Linked DNA regions of Mus musculus: region 2 is linked to region 1. Evidence: chromatin loops called from intact Hi-C (ENCODE). Cell type or tissue: heart. All regions are shown on one strand. Each heading gives the region's core, and the rest is flanking DNA. Links, peaks and the distances in the headings are about the cores only.

What was found. Peaks named below come from ENCODE experiments on the same cell type or tissue, not always from the same donor. Only the 100,000 strongest peaks of a DNase experiment are listed, where the experiment ranks them.
Region 2: a loop joins it to region 1, with 1.8 times the contacts of the local background. A loop is called at or near these places in 2 of 42 quality-filtered maps.

The regions. Positions count from the first base shown.
Region 1 is chr16:90,067,913-90,078,943 of GRCm38, forward strand. It overlaps a transcript of Tiam1 not described here. Among named protein-coding and RNA genes, the nearest start is that of Gm10789, 69 kb to the right of the region's middle. In heart, for the core only: no CTCF peak of the experiment used is centred there; no DNase peak of the experiment used is centred there; H3K4me3 peaks cover 525 bases; H3K27ac peaks cover 1,490 bases.
Region 2 is chr16:89,985,459-89,996,489 of GRCm38, forward strand. It overlaps a transcript of Tiam1 not described here. Among named protein-coding and RNA genes, the nearest start is that of Tiam1, 30 kb to the left of the region's middle. In heart, for the core only: a CTCF peak has its summit at 6,345; a DNase peak (open chromatin) is centred at 6,433.

The DNA.
Region 1 (11,031 bases), core at 906-8,905:
ATTCTGGTGATAACTAACTCAATCCCATGTGTACAAAGAATACAGAAATCTCTTTGAGGAACAGAGCAAGACAAACACAGAGCAGGCGTGACTATACCATAACTTGTGAAATCCATAAAGAAGGTTGTATAGACTGACTGAAGAAAACAAATCTACAGTAAGGGTCTGGGGGACGATCCGGTGCCACAGAAGGCTATCCAGAGAGCAAAGGTCCCCAGAGTAGTAAATACATCTGCTCCCAGCCTTCTGGGCAGACGACAGGTGCATCTCTTTCCTTGAAGGAACAAGCCTCGATTCAAAGCATTACACACAACACACGGTCAGAGTGACAGGACCTCCCCTACCCCCCCTACCCCCTACCCCCAGCACAAAACCTGAACAATAACCCAGATCCAGGGAGTGCATATAAAGACAAAATGCCCTCCTTGCATCCTCAAAGGCAACACACACACATACGGGGCATGGGCTGTTGAAGATCTACAAGGGCTGCATGTGATGGTGCATAACTCTAGTCCCAACGCTCGGGAGCTCAGGAGGTATAGGCATGTGGATCTCTATAAGATCAAGGTCAGTGTGGTCTACATAGCAAGTTCCAACCCAGCTAGGGGTACATAGTGAGAGAGTCTGTCTCAAACAAACAAACAAACAAACAAAAAAGGGCACTGTGCTAAACACTCCATCTTAGATCATCAGCAATGCTCTATTCCCAAGGCAATCCTCCCGCCCCAGCCCCTGTGCAAGTCAGAAGAAGCCAGGGCAGGGAAAGCAGGGAACTAATACCATTTCCTTCCTGCAGGGTCACCTGGGATCTGACCATCACATGGCTTCTTTCAAGCCACCAGTCCCTCTGTTTCAGTTACAGGGGATGAAGGGACTTGTTCCTACAACCCCCAAGTCCCTCATCCCCACCCCTTGCCCTTCACAGCCACCTTCATGCAATACTCGGTATATTCCTGTCCAGTCTGTGATGAACAACAGTGCACAGACAGAAGGCAGAGAGTCTGAATGGGATTCACATTTCCGCATCTGCTCTCAACTATAGGAGGGAAAAAAGAAAGAAAAGAAGAGCCCAGTTTCTAAAGCATATTAACATGGAGCAATGGGATGGAGACAAAGGGGGTGGGGGTGTCCAAGGAGCCTCCAAATTTAACAGTTTCTGAAATCCATGAGATTCTACCCAAATTTTGCATATGCATGCATTTTTCTGAGAAGAGAAATCCAGAGAGAAAAAGAGCACATTTGTTATTGGAGCCTCCAAAGTTGAGGTGCTGCTGTAGGAGCCAGCAGGTCTCCTCACCAAGGAAAGGAAGAGGCATACTGACTGCACACACCTACGTCAGTCTCTAGGAGGGAACCCAACCACATCCCTCACCGAGGGTGCAGGGGCTGGAGGGCCCGCCACCGCCACCCACCACTCACCATTCACCACCCACAATCCCGGCAAGGCAGCTGGGATGGTGTCTTCCACTGTCACTCACAGCTCCCTCCCAATACTCAAGTGACATTTGCAAAGCTCATCAGCTCAGCAGGTGTTCAGGCATACACGCAATAGGAAAGCAGATCCGGGCCTGAGGAAAAAAAAGAATCCTATCCTGCTTACAAGCCCCCCACCCCCACCCCCAGGGCCGCTGGCAAAGTGCACAACAGAAAATCCAAGAGAAAAAAAAATACACTGGAGACAGCAGAACAGCCAGGCAAGCATTCTAGAAACATCCAGGTAGGCAAGGGAAACCCAAGGGGTGTCATCTGGTGACTGTTCCCTAGGCAGCAACCAACCCTTACCAGACCCATGTCCCCAACCCCCTGCCTGCCTGCCCCCATGAGCAAGCATATGTGAGTCATCCTGTCTACTTTACCCCTGGAGACTATACAGTGTAAAACTCCCAGGGCTGCGGTTGACACTCGTCTTGCCCAGCCCTGGGGGTCTGTTTAGTGGCCTCATGTCCTTCACACTGAGGGTGGTCTGATAAAGCAACAGAAGGTGATAAGAGATTGATGGAGCTGACACCACCCGTTGATGCCAAAAGGAAGTGACAAGCCATCTGGGCAGCAGCTCCTGAGGGGGGCCCAGAGCCTCTAACCCACATGGAGCCCCACGACTCCTCCTGTGCCGCTCTCCCTTCCCAGTTGTCCTCAGCTCAGAGGTGGAGGATACAGCAGCCAAGATGGACTTCCCGGTGGCCCTGGACAGGCTGAGGCATTACTCTGAAATTCGGTATCCTCAAATGTCAACTGGGGTCAACAGAGTCACAGCACCCATCTTTTCTGAGGCTTAAATTCACACCCAGTTCTTAGAACAATGCCCAGAGTACAGAAATAACCACACACAGGCTGTCCCACACGGTGCACTTCAGCTAGTTTTGAAGAGACATGTAACAAAGAGACATCTGTGCTCCGAAGAGCAGCCAAATACTAACAGCCCCGGCCCACAGGCCAGCGACGCATGTCCTCGATCCTGGGATGTGTTGTGTATGTTAATGTTTCTAAAATTACAGCGGGCACTGAATTTATCGTGTATCATGCATGTCGCCTGTTAAACAGGGACAACCACATCAAGCTAACAGGGTCTGCGGAGGACAGGAAAAAGTGAAACACTCTCCATGGGCCGTGCTTAGGCGTACACAGACATCGGTGCTCTGTGGTTCTTATGAGCAGCACAGACCTAACCCACCGCACACCTTCCCCTCTGACCATATGTGGAAACAAGTTCCCTCGCACCAGATCCCAGCATCCCTCCACTCTGCTAACAAAGATGCTGGCCGAATGGCCAAAGCCTAGGGAAACACACAGGAGCTGTGAAACTTCAGGCATTTGTTAGAGTTCCCCCATTCTGTTGGCATCGCAGAACTACTGATTTACGGAACTCGCTTTACAAAGTTGCCGAGTTGCATCTTGTCATATCCCGAGTTCATCCAAGGTTGATCCGGGTTTTTGCTTGGGGAATAATCTGCATGTCACTGGGTTGGCTTTTTGGTGGCCCCTACAGGAATAGGTGTCCCCCCTATCAGTCTGAGAAAGCTCCGTGGAAGACACAACCTTTAGCAGAGAGACTAGAGAAATGGTTCAGGGGTTAAGAACAGCGTACTGTGCTTGCAGAGAAAGAGGCTTCCACTCCTAGCACCTATATGGCCGTCCCTGCTCTCCAGGGAATCAGTCCCCTCTTCTGGCCTCCAAGGACACCAGGTACTTACATGGCACACAAGCAAGCAAAATACTCACACATCAAATAAGTACAACTGGGGAAAAAATGTTAAATTAAAATTCATAGCCATTTAACAGAGGCACAGGAGAAGCCAAGCCAAACAGTGGAGGGAAAAGTATCAGTGAGTGTGTCTGAGGGGCTTGGGGGCCTAGCTCAGTGGTGGGGGCTTGGGGGCCTAGCTCAGGGGTAGGGGCTTGGGGGCCTAGCTCAGGGGTAGGGGCTTGGGGGCCTAGCTCAGGGGTAGGGGCTTGGGGGCCTAGCTCAGTGGTAGGGGCTTGGGGGCCTAGCTCAGTGGTGGGGGCTTGGGGGCCTAGCTCAGTGGTAGGGGGGCTTGCCAAGGAAGCCCTGGATTTGGTGCCTAGCATTTAAAAAGAAAAAATGTACCTGAATACATGGGAGAATAATAATAAAGGAGCCAGGAACTGAGCCCCTGAGTCGCTCGGTGGCCTCCCTTACCCACAGTCTGGGGAGCCAGAATAATCAATAGTGGCTGAGTAGCCCCGGTCAAAATGTTTGATACTGCAAGTGCCACCCTTGTGGTGCTCAGCTTTTCGGATTCATCTTCCCCTTGCCCCCAGATCTGACTGCATTTCACATGCACGTTGAGATATCTTGAGGATGGGATGCAAGTCCAAATGTGGGATTCACTTATGTATCAAGTCTATGTTACTGTCGAATCATGGGGCTACTTCAGTGGTAAATCGTTGCTGGTTTTGGAGTTTGGCTGTGCATTCCTTCCCTTTATCATCCTCACTGCTTCCTTGGTGCCTGAAGACTTGGGGACACTAATCAAACAAGGGTACAGTCCAAAAGCACAGACATCTAAGAACACGGGTCAGACTGCTGGATACAAGTACTGATTTCCAACAGTTACACATGTGCCCTCCCTCGAACCAATCCCTGACACCCCCAAAATCTCATGTATAAGATGAGGGTAAAGGCGTCAACAGGAAGTGGGGATTGAGCCAAAAGACACTCCTAAAGAACACGGACCCGTGGGAAGCTTCAGTCATCCCCACGATACATCCACTGAGGTCCAGAAACCCAGTGAACCAGGAGTGGATTGTCTCCAGTCTCCAGTGGACGGGGAAATGGGAAGACAAGAGGGAAAACACAGACGAGCCGCAGGTTGACGGTGTGACGGCGGTGGGTTTTCTTCAAAGCCCAAGAATGCCAGTCACACATTCCTAGGCCACTCAGCTTCACCCCAGCCCTCGTGAGCCAGTTTCTGTGTTCTCCGAGCTGTGTCTTCCTTACCTACACAAGATTACACCGAGGGCCACGCCCCATCTCATGGGCTGGACATCCGTGAGTTTTCTGCATTTCACTGCTTTCCCCGGAGTCAAAAAGGGACAACAGAAGCAAAAGCTAGATCCTTATAACTCTCTAGAAAGCATGCCACGCACACACAAAAGCCACCAGACATGACCAGCGACGATTTCCTACTACCTCTCTGGGCCAGCTTACCTCTTCTGGCACTATGCCATCAGGGATTTTTTACCCGAAGCCCAGAGGGCAAGCCCAGTCTGTAAAGCCCAGGGAAAAAAAAAAGAAAGACCTAGGACCCACTGTCTTCATCAGCCCACGCAGCCTCCCGACTGCCCATGGAAATTTTTGGACAGCTACTTCATAAGGTGGTGCTTGAGTTGTCAGTGAGAAAGGCTAGGGCAGGTCGCCTGCGTAGGGACGTCTGATGGACAAGGTTTGGGATAAATGTCAAACAATGCCTGCACGGGCTGCAGTGCCGCTTGCTTACACAGCTGTTTCCTTTCTCAGACAAACGATGACACAGCACTTTTGAATGCAGATCATCTTCAATTAAGACGTTTCTGCCGAAAAGCTCTCTTGGCAGGACCAGCGACGTAATCTGTCACTGTTCTTCCGCTCGGATCTTTCAAGGGTAGCGGGGCAATTTATTTTTGTTGATTTAAACAAAACACAAAGGGAAAGGACCTAAAAATTGACTAGCCAGTTAAACTCAATGATTCTCCACGACAAGAGTACACACTCTGGCTTTGCTAGAGTTATAAACTGTCTCCCCAGCTAGCTCGCAGTCAGGTTCGGGATCCAACCGAAGCTGTGTTGACAGAAAGACTAAGTAAGGTTGGACCGTGCAGAATTCTTCTCTGTGTTGGAATGGACAGGGGCCTGCACCTGCACAGCAAGATACTGCAGCATGCATAGCCTGGGGAAGACCAATTTGGGTTGAATGAGCGGCCAATGTCAGTCACTTCACGGGACTGACTCTTTAGTAAACTGCAGTCACTAACAACAGTTCGTTGAGATGCCCACACTTATAAATACCCAGACACTTCACTTGCTCTCTTCCTTTCCAGAGAGAACAAGTGTCCAGACGAGCAGCCCACTAAGTGCTGTGGTTTCAAGGCTACTACAGACTTAATCAGTGCAAGGAAGGGCACAGAAGCCTATTTCAGCCCCCAGTACAGTTGTCCTTTAATTGCTACCACAAGGTCAAGTCTGCAATTGCAATGAATTCGCTCGGAACAGCCCCAAACCGCGGAGGCAGCAGAGTGCCAGCGCTTGCTGGTGGTCAGGGCATGAATGTTGCAAGGCTGCTACGCATTTTTAAACTCGATTGTACATAATTGTTAATCACTGACCCATCTCCAACCTCCTGGGCTGGAACATGTTGCTAGGCAACCTATTTTGCTCTAGATACTTCCTGAAAGCAAGCCCAACAGCAACCAAGAGTCAGCTAAGTAAACACTAACTATTAGTGACAGGTTCAAATAATGAAGGATGCCCAGCATCCTTAAGGCTTATTTATTTCATATGCCGTCCTAACGCAAACGTGTATTTCCCCATGTCTTACAACTGAGCCAATAAGCCACCTTAGGTTGGACTGGATGCAATTGCCCTTTATAACCCAGAGGGGTCCAAACACTAGGAAACAGGAATTGCTTTCTTCAAAATCGTAACTGTGCTTTGAATTGCAAACATCTCATTTACCAGCTGGGAAAGATAACCTACTTCTAAATGCCCAAGTAAGAGGTCACACGCACCTTTCTGTTAAAGCTGATCACTAACTTATCTGACTATTGCTTGGACAATAACCACACAGTCCCTGTCTTTTCAAATATGCAGATCCACAGGGAACAGAACTAATTTTATTGTTCCTAATTTAAGACCTGGGACATTAGGGGACATCCTGAAGACGGGGGACAGAACAGCCAAGTACATGAAAGAAGTCATTTAACGGGAAAGCATCGGTGTGCTGGCTGGTTTTGTGTGTCAACTTGACACAAGCTGGAGTTAGCACAGAGAAAGGAGCCTCCCTTGAGGAAATGCCTCCACGAGATCCAGCTGTAAGGTATATTCTCAATTAATGATCAAGGAAGGAGGGCCTATCCCATTGTGGGTGGGACCATCCCTGGGCTGGCAGTGCTGGGTTCTATAAGAAAGCAGGCTGAGCAAGCCAGGGGAAGCAAGCCAGTAAGCAGCACCCCTCAATGGCCTCTGCATCAGCTCCTGCTTCCTGACCTGCTTGAGTTCCAGTCCTGACTTCCTTGGTGATTAACAGCAATGTGGAAGTGTAAGCTGAATAAACCCTTTCCTCCCCAACTTGCTCCTTGGTCATGATGTTTGTACAGGAATAGAAACTCTAAGACAATCAGAAAGATGGGTGGCTGGAATCGTGGACTGCCATGTCATTCCTGGGAAATATAAAGACTTTATGTCCACATGCAAGAAGCCCAGTGTGTCACAGGGAATTCGTGCTAAGGACACATAATGGCCCTGTCCTTGTTCTTAAGAGATCCTCTAGAAAACCTTCACCATCGCTACTGTGAATACTGATACTAGCTTAGGGAGTACCTGGGGACAGACAAGTAACCTCATTAAGAAAGAAATGTTGCAGGGCTGGAGAGATGGCTCAGCGGTTAAGAGCACCGACTATTCTTCCGAAGGTCCTGAGTTCAAATCCCAGCAACCACATGGGGGGGTCACAACCATCCATAATGAGATCTGATGCCCTCTTTTGGTGTGTCTGAAGACAGCGACAGTGTACTTACATACAGTAAATAAATCTTAGGAAGGAAGGAAGGAAGGAAGGAAGGAAGGAAGGAAGAAATGTTGGGCCAGCAAGATGTTTCATCAAGCAAAGCTTGCTCCCAAAACCTGACAAGCTGAATTTGATCTCCATGTCCCACCTGGCACAAGGAGAAATATGACACGCACACATACACTAAATAAATGTAAAAATAAAATTAAAGAAATAATTGATACAAGTTATCGAGTGAAGGGAAAACTCATTGTGAGGTTTAAAGTTCAGATTTCTGCCCTCCCTTGCATACACGTTTGGATATCTATGTGCTGCAGTTTGAACACTTGGGTGTTTGAACACTTGGGTCCTGGCTGGTGGCACTGTCTGGGCAGGTCATGAAACCTTGAGGAATGCAGTCTTGCTGGAGGAAGTATGTCCCTACGACCTGGCTGAGGCTTTATAGCCTGCCCCACTTCCTGTTCTGTTTCTCTATCTCTTCCTTGTGGATGACATGGCCGGCCGGCCTTTTCCACCCCTGCCACCATGCTTTCCTGACGACGGCCATGGCTGCCCTGCTAGGGTAGATTCTATCTCTCTAGAGCCAAAACCAAAATGGCCCTCTCTCCTCTAAGTTGCTTTTGCAGCATATTTCCTCACAGCAACAGGAAAGTAACTCAGACACTATATCATTAGAATTCTCTAGTGACCAAAGGTACCTAGGACAGTGAGGTATAATCTACAGGTTAGACGCAACAAGCATGGTGTTGTGCAAATGATAAGCTGTCTAAAGAAGCTAACAGAATAGCTGTATGTGCCTGGGTGGGTCCTGTGAAACACATCAGGGTTCTCACTCACTGCAAAATTGCTTCATTTGTAACTTTTTAAAGAATGAACTATGGAGCCGGGCATGGTGGCCCACGCCTTTAATCCCAGCACTCAGGAAGCAGAGGCAGGTGGATTTCTGAGTTCGAGGACAGCCTGGTCTACAGAGTGAGTTCCAGGACAGCCAGGGCTACACAGAGAAACCCTGCCCCCCCCCCCAAAAGGAATGAACTATGAAAAAAATAAAAAATAAAAAGACTTCTGGGGAGTGGAGGTGTATGCCTTTAACTCCAGAACTTGGGGGGGGCAGAGGAAGGTGGATTTCTGTCTGAGTTCCAGGCCAGCCTGATTTACAATACAGAGTGAGTTCCAGGATAGCCAGGACTACATACAGAAAATCTTTCTCAAAACAGAAACAAACAAAAAAAGACATAACAAACAAACAAAAATAAAGCGAAACAAAGTCAAAGGTAAGCAAACGTTTTTTCTTCACTCTGTGGTTTCTCTCTAACTCTCTGGAGTAACTCCAATTGGGTTTCTTACTTCCAGCAAAGGCAGACTCCTCAGTCAGCCCCAGTGACTTGCTTCACACACTCATCATAACAACACAGATGCAACTTTAAGCGGGGTCCTCTGGACCATTCCTTAGCTACCATCCATTTTCTACAGTTCCCAAAATAAAACCCATACCCAGCCGGGCGGTGGTGGCGCACGCCTTTAATCTCAGCACTCGGGAGGCAGAGGCAGGTGGATTTCTGAGTTTGAGGCCAGCCTGGTCTATAGAGTGAGTTCCAGGACAGCCCGGGCTACACAGAGAAACCCTTTCTTGAAAAACAAAACAAACAAACAAACAAACAAACAAGCCATACCCAGCCACTCTCCCATGCTCTGTGCTTACAAAGATATGAAGACTCCAAAAAGAATGACCAGCTATAGATCTCCGTCAAAAGCAGTCAGGTCTGCCAGAAGCCCAGGAAAGAGAAAAGAAAATGTCCAACCCATAAGCATGTCTAACGACACACAGCCCAACATGACCACTTCTAGTTGGTACCACAAATTGGGGACTTCCATTGGAATCTCAGGGGAACAACATCTACGTCCCTCAAGCACACAATGAAATTAATGAACTCTAGAAATGGCAAAGAGTAAATAAATACCAAGAACCAGCTGCTCAGTCATATTCGGAAGCTCGCCTCTGCCCATTGAGAGAAGATGTGACTTGACTAGGGACACAGTGAACCAGCTGTGACGGTCACTGTGCACTTCTGGGAATCCAAGCCTACAACTGCAGGAAATTCATTCGCAGAGACATGGTGAACCCATGTCTTAGAACAAGCAAAGCCCCTGAGTGAACACAGTAATGTGCGCAAGTGGATTTTGTGCTGTTCCAATTCACAGTGCACCACGCCATGTTAGAATGGGTGCTGCCATGACGTAAGGCAGACAGGCTCCAACTGGAGTTCTAGAGACCACACAGTTCCCAACCTGGGCCAGCAATAGCTTTTAATAGGCTTGAGGTTTCGCTTACTGGCAAAGCATTTGCCTAGTGTGTCGGCTCCCAAGTCCTGTGCACAGTGCCACCAAAAAGGAACAACAAAACACTGCCCCCTTGGTTGAAAGCAGTCTTCTTAGTTAAAATACCAAAACAATTGAGTCAAGAAATTTTAAAAGACTATAATACAATTCGTTTCCATGATTTTGTTTGGTTAAAACTGTACATACAAGTAGGGGGAGTGGGAGAATTCAGGTGGGAAGGGTGGCAGCAGGGATGGATAGACAGATGGACACATGGACAGATGGTTGGTAAGAGGTAGAAGTCTACTAATGTAGAGTTGCATAGACTTGTGATCCACTGTTATGGTTTTTAAATTTTTGTAGGCTAGTGTTGTTGAAATTACTACACGGGAATCCCTAGCAAACGGTTCGGCCTTTTCACTCACACCGAGTCCACTACCACACTGAGACAAGATAAAAAGACAGAAATAAGATAAAAAGACTGGGGGCTGGTGAGATGGCTCAGTGGGTAAGAGCACCTGACTGCTCTTCCGAAGGTCCGAAGTTCAAATCCCAGCAACCACATGGTGGCTCACAGCCACCCGTAATGACCTCTTCTGGTGCGTCTGAAGACAGCTACAGTGTACTTACATATAATAAATTTAAAAAAAAAAAAAGATAAAAAGACAGAAATAATGGAGCTGAGATAAGGAAGGGGGCCGATCATCCTTCACGGTGACAACACTGTCTCAAAGGCTGATTGCAGGGTCAGTATTCCTCTCCTGTGTCAAACAACAGTAGCCCAGGTTTAAGGCCTCAATGTATATGCCCTTGAGCAGGCCTCATTCCTTATTCAGACACTGAGACTCTCAAAACTTTACAGCAAGGACACTGTGTGTCCCGTGGGCCAGACTCGTACATTACCTTGTAACCTTGTTAAGTGTCTCCCACCCCCTAGAAATCACAATTCCCCTCCCCTCATCCTCTACATGACCATTGTAAAAACCCATCCTCGGCTATATCTCACTTCCCCCTGAATGCACCCTTCCCCTAACCGTCCTGCATAAGCCTGCACTAAAATGCCTTTAATTCAGTCTCCAACTCTGCTTCCTAGCCAGCTTCTACTGAGTTCTTTTCACTATCAGAGCTCCAGGTGTTGGTTTGTGAGTCGAGGTCCCTAAAACTCTTGGGGGAGGGGTTCTCAGGCTGACGAGGGCGACGGTGGGGAGCTGTGAGTCCTCTATCCCAACTGTACCGCTGATGGAGAAGAAGGGACAATGGGACAGTGTGTGGAAGGGTGACATCTTCCAGGAACTGCATCTCCTCATGCCCCGTGTCCGTGCAGATAAGCTCAGTGTTTTGTCTGCCTGAATCACCTCTCCTCATAGGAGTTTACTGCTCAGACACTCAAACCTTGCGGACGGAAGCACTTGCTCCCTCTGTGAAGGGCTCCCCACTATTCTCAGGCAGTGCTCTATTTGCCTCTCGGATCTCTTAAGTGATGGCTACA
Region 2 (11,031 bases), core at 1,988-9,987, 81 kb before region 1:
GTTGCAGGGACCAAATGGAGGTTGAGGGGTCCAACCTTGTGTAAAGGCAACTGCCTTTACCTGCTGAGCCATCTGGCTAACTAACCCAGGTCTTGGTTTTTAAACATGAATGTGTCCAGCTTTGAACAACTTTGCTTGGGCTATACTGGTCTGAGTCAGAACAACGGAAACCTGGAAAACAGGGGTGTCAGAGAGATCCTCTCTGCATCCTCTGCTCCCCTAACTCCAGCCTCTCTTGACCCTCACCCAGGAAAACAAGTGCCACATTAGCAAGCCTTCAGACCACTGGGGCTTCTAGTCCGGCAACCCTCAGGTCTCACTCATGATGTATGGTACTCGATGGGTGTCTTGAAAGGGTTTTACTGTTCGGTTGCTCTGCAGTGATAAGCAGTGGAGGCTGGCCCTGCTAGGAGCACCGCTCTCCACCCCACATTCTGTGTAGAACATGTTGCCACTCCCCAGAGCTTTCTCTGATTATGTCCTTTCAAACAACCTTCGGTGACTCGTGCTGGCCCAACATCCTCATGTGTTTCTCTGTCGAATCTTTCTTTTTTTCCTTTCCCAAACACTGAATAGTCAGAGGATGGCTAGGATAGACTTATCTCCCTCCCACCAGTGCCTGAAAGCGGAGCGGTAGCTACAGCTGCCTTTGCCAGCCTTGAGATTACGATCTCAGAGTTCTTCCAAAGAAAGCTTTCTGGTTTGGAGGAAACCAGTTGCTTGGGGCAACCAGAGGAAGTGCCCTTGAAACCACAGGCAGTGGAGCCACGAGCAGAAAAGCCTCTTCCTGTAGCTCTGCTGAGGGGCTCTGCTTAAGGAGAGATGAGTGGTGTTGGGTTCCAAGAAAGAGCCACCAGGAGCCAGCGTGACCCGTGACAACGCTGCTGAACCCTCGGCTGCATGGGTCTTATCGCTGACTTTTATATTCACACGTCACTCCGTTATCTCTGCCAGAAAGCATGAGGTTTCAGTGTTACACGGAACGGTCCAAATGCAGGCACTAGCCTGCAGATTTCTCAATATTTCTCTGTATGGTGAGCTTCGCAGCATCCCAGGGCCTAGAAAAGGATGAAAGACCCTAGCCCTGCACTGTCTGCTTTCCTATGGATGGCCCAAAACAAAAGGATTCCAACTGCGACAAGTCTGTTAACCAAAGCGCCATTTACAAATTGCTGGTGGAGTGTTCTCTCACAGATCAACGGACAGAGCTCCTCTTCTCCAAGTGCAGCGGAGAGTACAAGAGAAGTCCTGAAAGGGCCTGGGTGAATATCCATCCACCCGTGTACTCCTCCGGCCTCTATAGGGAGCCTGATGAAGGCCCTGTAGGAGGCAGCGATGCCTGCAACCCGTGCCACAAGCAACTGAAGGCAGGGCCGGGGAGGAGAGGAAGCTGAGTTCACGCATATGGTGGGAACTGATGCATGTACGTCATAGGTGGATTACGGACGGTACAGCTAGAACTACCTGGGCTTGTGCTGGCTGCATCAGAACAGGGGCTAGAAAACCCTAATGGGCAAACTCTCCTAGGCTCTGGAGAACGTGTCAACAATCAGAGAGTACAGGCCACTGAGCCAGTGTGGCTTTGTTCCAGTATCACTTTGCGCATGAAGACTGAAATTCAAATTTCACATGCTAGTCAGTCACATGACACAGACTGTAACAGTCCTGTGCTGCCTAACAGGAGGCGCGAGTTCTGGGGGGAGCTGCACGGGGCCATGATTTCCTCACAGCAAAGACACCTGAGACCATCCCCCTCAACTAAGCCAGCCACAGCCCTGCGCGGTGCTCAGTACTCACCAGGAGGCACTGGCACATGTGTGCTGTCAGCGACCAATGTGGTATACAGTACTGCTCATCTGGTCTTTTTTCTCCCAACCACTTAAAAACCTAAGAGGCCTTCTTACGTCAAGGACCTTACACTCAGAGGAACCCAGAAGAATCCGGCCCTCGGACCAAGTTTGAGAACCCTAGATCTACAGCGCTACAGATAGTCCAGAGAGAAAGATTCCTCTCAGCTCCTGAGAGTGGGGGTTTTCCACTCTGGGCTGGGCACGCTCTCCTTATAGCCTCTGTGCCAGGGATAGGTGGGGGTTTCTGTCACACACAATGGCCCTCAACGAGTCTCTGGTAAGCGGCATCCATACCTCATGGGTTTCTCCAGCTCCAGCATGTGTCTTATTATCTAGAACATCATTTCTCCATATACATTTCCTGATCTAAGGAGCGACCCAGAAGTAACCGACCAAGCCACTGGGCTTCCCATTGTCTACCAGCACAGCCATGAATATCATTCCCTCAGGACCATTGGCCAAGGCCATAGAATAAAAACCTATACATCACCCTTAAGGTGGATTTTGCCCATTGGCCAAAGCAATTTAGTTTACCCAGTTTAAAATAGGAGGGGGCGAGGGTTGGGGGCTGTCTTTCCTTTCCATGAGGAGGAAGCTCAGAGACACAGTGACAGCATTTTGTACTTATACCCCATAGCCTTCCTCTACAATAGCTGTCCGTTTCCCAGGAAATAAGGATGCTTGGAGGTAGGGTTTCTTTCCCCCTCTAAATAGTTCACTGGAAAACCTGAAGACAAGTGTGTCAGGGATCAAATTTATAAGCAAAGGAAGCACAAAGAACCACAGAAGAATCTGTGTGGGAATGACGTGTGATTAGTCAAATCCAGGTGGCTTTTAGAACAGGACTCTAGGAACCGCTGTAATCGAGGGCCGGGAGGCAGGGAGGCAGCAACGGAAGAGAAAAGGAAAGGGGGAGCTAAGTCATACGCAGCCCCCTCACTCACCCTCATCCCTGCCCACCACAGCCTTCACAATGCAGCTCAGCCGGATTCTTCTCCCAGAGACACCAAATGCAGTTTACCCTAGAGTGGCCCATCACCGCCCGCCCGCCCGCCAGCCCGTCCATCCGTGCGTCCCTAGACCTCTCGATGCATCTCTGCTGACCTGACTTCAGGTTGCACTGACGCTCGGGGTCCTAGTGGGAAGAGAATGGGAATGTCTCGATGCATCCAGGCAGAAAGGCTAAGTTAGCAACACACTCTGCAATCCACCGGCTATTTGGTTTTAAATAATATTTGCAGTCTTCTTCTTTGCACCCTCCCCTCAACAAAAGAAAAAAAAGTCCCCATAGCAACTAACTGGAACACCTCAATATTCACCAAGCTTACCTACCAAGTAAGTCTGGCAAGAACATTTTCTCACTAAAGGCCACAGTAAGAGGAGCCAGGCGATCTCCCGGGCCTGCAGTGTCTGCCCAGCTGAGGAGACATTCATGAGACAAGGCTTGTTTACTGAGGAACCCGGCACACTTGGGCATCTTCACTGTGTGGGTGACTCCATCACTTCATAACCACAGATCAGCCCATCTTCAAAGCGTGTACCGTTGTCTGGGTATGCTGATGCTGTATCCCCGCATCCCCACAAGCCGCTGTATCATAAGACTTTAGCTTCAGGTGACATCTTGGGGGACTGGGGAGATGGCTCAGTCAGTAAAGTGCTTACCATACAAGCATGAGACCCTGTTAAAGGGACTGAGTCCTGAACCCCAGTACCCATGCTAAACAACAACAACAGGGCATTGGTATAAACAGATAACCCCACACTGGGAATGGAGGTCCCAGAGGCTCTCTCAAATACTAAGGTTGAGAGCAAATAAAGAAGATGCCCAACATCAGTGTGCTGTCTCCATACGCATGCGAGAGCGTTCACGCGCGCACACACCCCATTTTATTAGGAATCATTGGTACTGGTACTATGTCACCCACTGTTCATCTTCTTACTAAATAAACCACAAATAAAAACCAAAAGAGATGCAGGTGTGGAGGTGCACACCTGGAATTCCAGCTAGAAGGACCAGACTACAGTGCACAAGACTCTCTCAAAACAACGCATACAGAACCCGATGTTTGGTTCAAGAGCTAGTTAATCCTCAGTTACCCAGTCTATATACTTCCATGGGTGGCTCTAGGCATGAAAGAGGACCTTAGCCACGCTTCCTGGCTAATTTTGAAAGCCTCGATAGAAAAATGCAAGCTCCTTTATTTACATTTTGTTGAAATGACTGGAACCACTCTAAGCGAGATCACAATGGAAGTCCGCTAATTTTCTTAACTGCGTGAAAGATTTTAAGGAAGAACGTTTATTAGATATCGACGCTTCCCAATTATTTTCCCTCAGCTCCTCCATCCTTAATGGTGGCTTTAGGATGTCAAAAGAATTGATGTTAAGCGCTCCAAATAACCTTTGGCAAAACCCGGAGTGAATCCTTTCTGCAATTTGCTGCTGTTTGTAGTTCAACAATTTCTCATTTTCTTCATTTGAGCGGGCAAAGCCACACATTTAACATTTTTAATTAGAGTGCCACAGTGTGACTTGGTTTCAAATCCAAAATATTCCGATCCAAAATTAATCTTCGGGCTTCACTTCTGCTGCCAAGAATCAGAAAGCTAAAATTAGCAAAATTCACTTCACTGCGCAGAGGAGAGTTTCGCAAAGGCCTCTCAGCTGCCAACAGGCTCAAGATCCCATAAACGCAGCCCGGGCTGGTCAAGACCCCAAGTGTAGCAGTGTGGTCACCCCTCAGGATGCTTTTACTTTAAGTGAAAGGGCCTATCGGACACAAAGCTAACAGCGCTGTGCTGCGGGGAGGAAAGTGGAACAAGACGTGAGTGTGTAACAGGACAGCCACATCCAGTGCTAGCAGGAAGAAGAAGGCATCTAGAGTCCTCTCTGGCATATAACTCAAGATATTAAACTTCAAACGGTAACAGGGACGCAACCAGCAAAATTGAGGCTGTGGGGAACTTTATAGAGCAAACAACTTGGGCTTTTCAATAAGAATAAAGTATTTTAAAAATATATTCGTTACAGTTCTGGGAGCTGCAGAGACTGATGGAAAGGGCTAGCACCTGGCCGCATCATCCCCTGGTGGAGGTATGGGGAATGAAGGCTGGAGAGGGGCCTAACTCACCCCTTCTAGTCAAAGCCACACCCAAGACAGCATCATTAGCATATTCATGAACAGAGTGCTCACTGGCCAGCCACACCCCACCCCCAGACCTACTGCTGCAAGGTGATTAAGGTTGTATCATAAGAACTCCAGAAACAAGATCTATTCCCAGCAGCCGGAACCGATGCACTAAGGTCACCTGTGTCTTCATCAGCTTCAAATCTGATGTTAGAATCCTAACTTTTAAGGCAACTCTGTGGACAATGGGAACTTACAAAGATCTGAGAGGTAGGCCCCTTATCCTCAGCAGAGGAGGAAGGCATAGTGAAGAGCTATCTGAAACAGGCCCCACAGACTGCCTTCACCTCAAACACCCACAACTACAGATTGTTTCTAAACTAGTGGTTTACACAGTGAGAGCAGCCCAATGGATAAGATAGAGTTCGTCATTCAGGATTGTGATAAAAAAAAGTGTTTAAAAATTATGAGACAAGGGCTGGCAAGACAACTCTGCTGCTAAGGGCATGTGCCACTAACTCTGAGGACCTGAAATTGTCCTCTGACCTCCACATGTCCACTACAGTATGTGCATGCACACATACAGAACAAAGTATTAAAAATTTAACTGTAAGACAAGAAAGTGAACTTGAAAACTGGATATTTAATCACAACCTGAGTCAAAATTTTTCATGTTATCTTTTAATGACATAATCTAACATAACAGCAGATGGGGTGATACAAATCACTCCGTGCTGCCACAATTCTAAACAATCCTGTGTGTGTGTGTGTGTGTGTGTGTGTGTTCAATGTGCACGTACACAGTGTACACGTATCTTCATATATGTGCACATGTGTATGAGCTCTGTGTGTACATGTGTGTATGTGTGTACACACAAGTACATGCATCCATATGTGTGGATGTGCATTAGTGCATGTGTGAGAGCCAAGGCAGCACTATGAGAAAAAGCAGCTTGGCCCCAATGCTGACAATCCTTGAGTGAAAGGTCACAGAGTTTGCATGGAACCCTACTGTATTCTTCCTTTGGCTGATAAATATTTGAAATTATCCATAAAGCACAGTATGTATAAGAAATAGTGTGGTCTGCACACCCAGAAAATGCTGCCGGTGGCCTGTGGGTGTGTGGCCTGCAGACATATTTTGTTTGGACTGTGAATTGCTTAAAAATGTTATTTCCTTTTTGATCCAACATTTTAAAAATAAGACTTCACATAAAAAAAAAAATTAGGATTTCCGAGTTGTCTTGAAAACTGAGAAAGATCTGGAAGCACTGGGCTGTTGCAACAGGCCCTGGAGCAGCGCCCAGGGCTGACTCTCCTATCCTGGCATTCTCTGACCTCTGCTGCCCCCCTAGATAGTCACCGCTGGCGTCTGGCGCCCACCGTACAGGGGATCCAGACCAGGGACTCTGAGCTTACACCAGGGCCAAAGTCTCCAGAATTAACATGTTCCCTGTCAGCCCTAGCGACCAGTCACCACAAGCTCCTGCCAAATGCTTCAGCGAGAGCATGGGAGAGCCTCGGTTGATATTACACAGAGCCCTGATCGGAAACATATGCGGGTTTAACACAGCGCAGAAGCAACCCTTGGGCTTCTACTGTGTACTTGGCTTAGGACCTCCAGCCCACTGTGCCAGTTTGCCTTATCAATCGGGTTCAGGACAGGCTCCTATCTGGTGTCCTGACTCCCAGAGTGCAAAGGCAAGAAGGGGCTGAGCTTCCAGTGAGCATCTCCCGCTTCCGTTCAGAAGCCAGGCCAAGGGAAGCCAAGAAGTTTGTCCCATCTCCCTCCCAACTTTTCAAAGGGGTCCCTGGAAGAGGCCGGAGGAGTCTGTGATGTGAGACACAGCATAGGCGGCACCCACACACAGGAGTTACAATTTGCTCCTGGGTGTGTTTAATGTCTTCAAATCATCTTTCCAGGGGTAAAGAGATGGTGTACCGGCTCTCTACCGGCCCTCCCAGAAGACTTGACCCATGCCCCAAGGGCGCTGCGCTCAACAACCTTTGCCTCCAGCTCCACGAGTAATCTAACTAGGCCTCTTCTGGTCTCTGCAGGAACATGTTCTCACATCAAATACCCATATACATACACACACACACACACACACACACACACACACACACACGTTTCCTTAGCCAGGGGTAGAAGTGTATGTACTTCACCCCAGCACTCAGGAAGCAGGGGCAAGTGGATCTCTGTGAGTTCAAGGATGACCTGTCTAGACAATGAGTTCCAGGGCAGCCTGAGCTATATAGTAGGAGCCTATGTTTTGTCTCAAAAACAAAAACAAACTGTTTATCTAATGCGACGAGGGCAGTGTTCCTTCAGGCAGGCACAAGATGAGAACCAGGATGAGAACGGGGCCTTGAAGCACAGGGCTTGGGCATTTTGCATTAACTGGCCACTCTTCGTGGCACGGAGTTACAAGGTCTCCAACAACTTCGCCACTGCCCCTCACCTGTAGAGGTGAGGACAGGTAAGACCTTTGGACATTCAGGCTCCTAACGGTTCCTTCAGTCCCAGGCTCTCTGTGTCAGCTCAGACCATCCATGCAGCTGACTCAAAGGCAGCAGTCCACAGGGTTCAAGAGTGGCTGCCATGTTTGTAGAGTCCTTCTTCGAGATCCGGCTCTTCCTGAAGTGAGTGAGTTCACTTGGATAAAAATAGGCTACACTTTTAATTCTTTGAATGGCAGACACATTGAAAAGAGAAACTCAAGGCATCCTAGGACAATTTAGGAGACAATTAGGCTGTCTCAGTCTCTGCTCCCTGCCACTCTATCCCCTTCCTCCTACCTGGACTGCTTAGTTTGGCCTCAATGGGAAAGAATGTGTCTAGTCTTGCTGGGACTAGGTGTCTCAGGGTGGGGTGGTGCCCAAGGGGAGGGGGCAATGGTGGGATGGATTTATAAGGGTGGAGCTAGAATGAGAGAGGGGAGGGATAATTTAATAACCAGAATGTATTAGAAAAAAATGAAAGAATATTAAAAAGAAAAGAAAGTGTTGTAGAGACAGGAACCGTACTAAGGGCAGTTGGGAAGATTCTGCCTGACGTGGTATCAACCAGGCTGAAGGAGCCAGAGATCCATGATTTAAGTGATCAAATTTAGCCACTAGTCTACACTAAAAACATCTGCTCCTCTGTCTTCCAGACGGAAGTCTCTCCTTTGGCTCTGCAAGCCCACTTAGCTATTGCCCTTGTGTGGTACCCTCAAATCATCATCATAAACAGCAGCTTTCTCCGCTCTCCCTCAAGCTGCCTACCACAGCTATGAGTCAAGTCTTCTCCTCCTTGATGCCTAGATAACAGCTGAAGCATCAGTCACACCCCACAGGTGGCAAAGCATTTTTCTCTTAAATTCAGGCCCAGTAACAACAACAAAAAAAAATGTCTGCCTGAGTTTCAGGTCCAATGTGGCCAGTGCTTAGCGCGGTGAGGAACACCAACAAAAGGAACAGAAGCAATCCACCCACTGCATGCCAGCAGCAGCAGCAGCAATGTCCCCTCGTACACCCAGTGCTGGGGCAAAGGGAGATGAGAACCGACCAACAGGCACACTGTGGTGGTTTAGATAAATACCCCAGAGGGTCATTTGTTAAAGACTTGGTCCCCAGCCCAGTCTATTGGGAAGCAGAGAAACTTTCAAGAGGAGGAACCGAAAGGGAGGAAGCCACTTTATCAGAAACATCACCTCCTCCCAACGCCTGTACTCCCTAACTAGGGCAGGAGCGGCTTCCTTCACCACAAGTTCCTGCCACACCATGCGCCTCAAAGCAACACAGTCAAACAACCATGGTCTCAACTCCACAAGCTGTGAGCCCAAGCGAGCCCTCCTTAGGAAGGGTTTATCTTTGATAAGGTGTTACAGCAACAGCAGCACCTCGGGCAATCTGGAGAGGAGTTCTCCTGCATCTCTGGTTCCCTCCCTCCATTCTGGCCCCTCAGTCCACATGGCCCCTAACTAACACATGCACCACTCCATCTGTGTCCATCTAGCTGGGTGTCTACCGGCGTGCTCTCCCTTCACAACACTAGTACCATGTGAGGGAGATTAACACTGTCACGGGTGCATTCTATTCCAAGTCTTGGAACCGGAGAGTCTGATTCTCCTCTAGCTGACCTGAATGCCACGGTGGAGGAAGAGATGAGCAGGAAGGGCTGTGCAATCTGGGCCACTTCAGGCCTCACCGGTGCCTGCTCCCGTCTGCCTGTGCCCATCCACCACTCTGTCCTGCAAAGAAACCCAACCTGCCCCTGTCCTCCCTGCTGAGAGTCAGGAAGGAGAGCATGCTGCCCTCAGCGGGGAGAACACTTCCCAAAGCAATATGAGGCAAGATTCGGTTCCCAGAAATTGGAACCGCAAATTCATACCACCTCGAGAATTTAAAATTACAATCGACTGAAGGCTCAGAAGTGAGCTGGCCAAAGAAACCCAGGTATGGATTGTTCCTCTAGTCCTGTGTCCATTTTAAGGATATTTACATTCCTTTCTAAAGAAAAAAAAGGAAAGCCTTTTTTACAGCCAGTAAGAATGGAATTTGGACCAGGTTTTAAGATCTCCCTAACCAATGCTTTTGTTTTGTAGAATAGCTGATCTCTATTTCCTTAGTCAAATACACAGCAAGAATGGGTGTGCACACTCATACATATGTGCAGACACATGTGCATATTTGCACACCGCCTTCAATGCACACCAAGCCAGATTTAGCCATGACAGTAATCGGTAAGAGAATGCCCCTCAGGCTGCTGGGCTTGTTTGGGGTGCTCTGCTAACTCGGGGCACAAGCCTCTCTTTCTCTCTACACTTCACGTTTCCACGGGAAAGGTCGAGCAGTGTTTAAGGCAAACTCCTGATTATGCACACTAATTAAGACAAACATTGGCACAGACGCATGTTTGGCACAAGATTTTCTTAATTGCATTTTGCTTAGGCTACCATCAAAATTAGTTAGCCCCCCCACCTCCCCATATACACAAACAACATAGGGGGAGGAGACCTCATCCAAAAAGCCTTCTGGGAAACGAGAGCTGGCTGAAATGCAAAGTAGGCATGAAAGAATACAGAGAAGATTCCCCCATACTCTGAGAATCATTTATACAAAACAAAGTGCATACTGAACATGCTGACGTCACATGCATCACGTGAATCAATGTGGTCTACGGTGCTGATTGACACCATGTTCAACTGACGGTAAAAAGTGGAGAGAAATCTAAAATCTCCTGGAAAGGCAGCAGTGTGACTCTAGTCTGAGAAGCATCGAGTTCCAGGCGATTGTTTATGTGGTTTCTAAGAGAGTCACAGTAACATGAGTGTCCTTTGCCCCCTGCAAAACTCACTGGAATTTAATCCCCATCGTGTGGCATTAGCAGCTAGACCATCCATGGCATTCATAGGTGATCGTGGGAGCACGCACACGTGTGCACACGTATGTATGTTTTTGCGCCTGTGGAGGCCCAGGGCTGATGTTGGGTCTCATCCTCAGTCACTCTTCTACCATATTCTTTACGGCAAGGTCTCTCAATCAATCCCAGAGCTTGCCCAACGGTGTTCCCTTAAGAGCCAGCTTCCTTTTCGGATCACCTGTCTCCACCTTCCAAGGCTGGAATTACAAGTGACCAAGACTTGACATTTACAAGAATTTTGGATGATCTGAACTCCAAACGTTGATCCTCAAGTTTGCGTGGCGGATGTTCAAGAGTCTCCCTCATGCCGGGAAGGACCCACGCACTCCCAACTCTCACCATGTGATGCCCCTGGTACCGGAGTCCTCTACCGGCGAGAAGGCCGTCACCAGAAGCAGCTCCTTGTGCTGCCTCCAGAATCTCTTCTCCTTGAAACCTTAGTCTGTACCACGGCCTGTCAGCAACAGAGACTGACAACCACAAGAAAGACAAAAATGTAGGTGAGTTTACAAGACGCTGCTCAAACTCCTGTGATTGAGGCCAGCTCTCAACCATACCGTAGGAACCTTTCACACATCACAAAGAAGGCAGCCATACCTTCCCTGTACTCTTTCCTCAGCCACCATAGCTTGGAAGGGCTTCCTCCC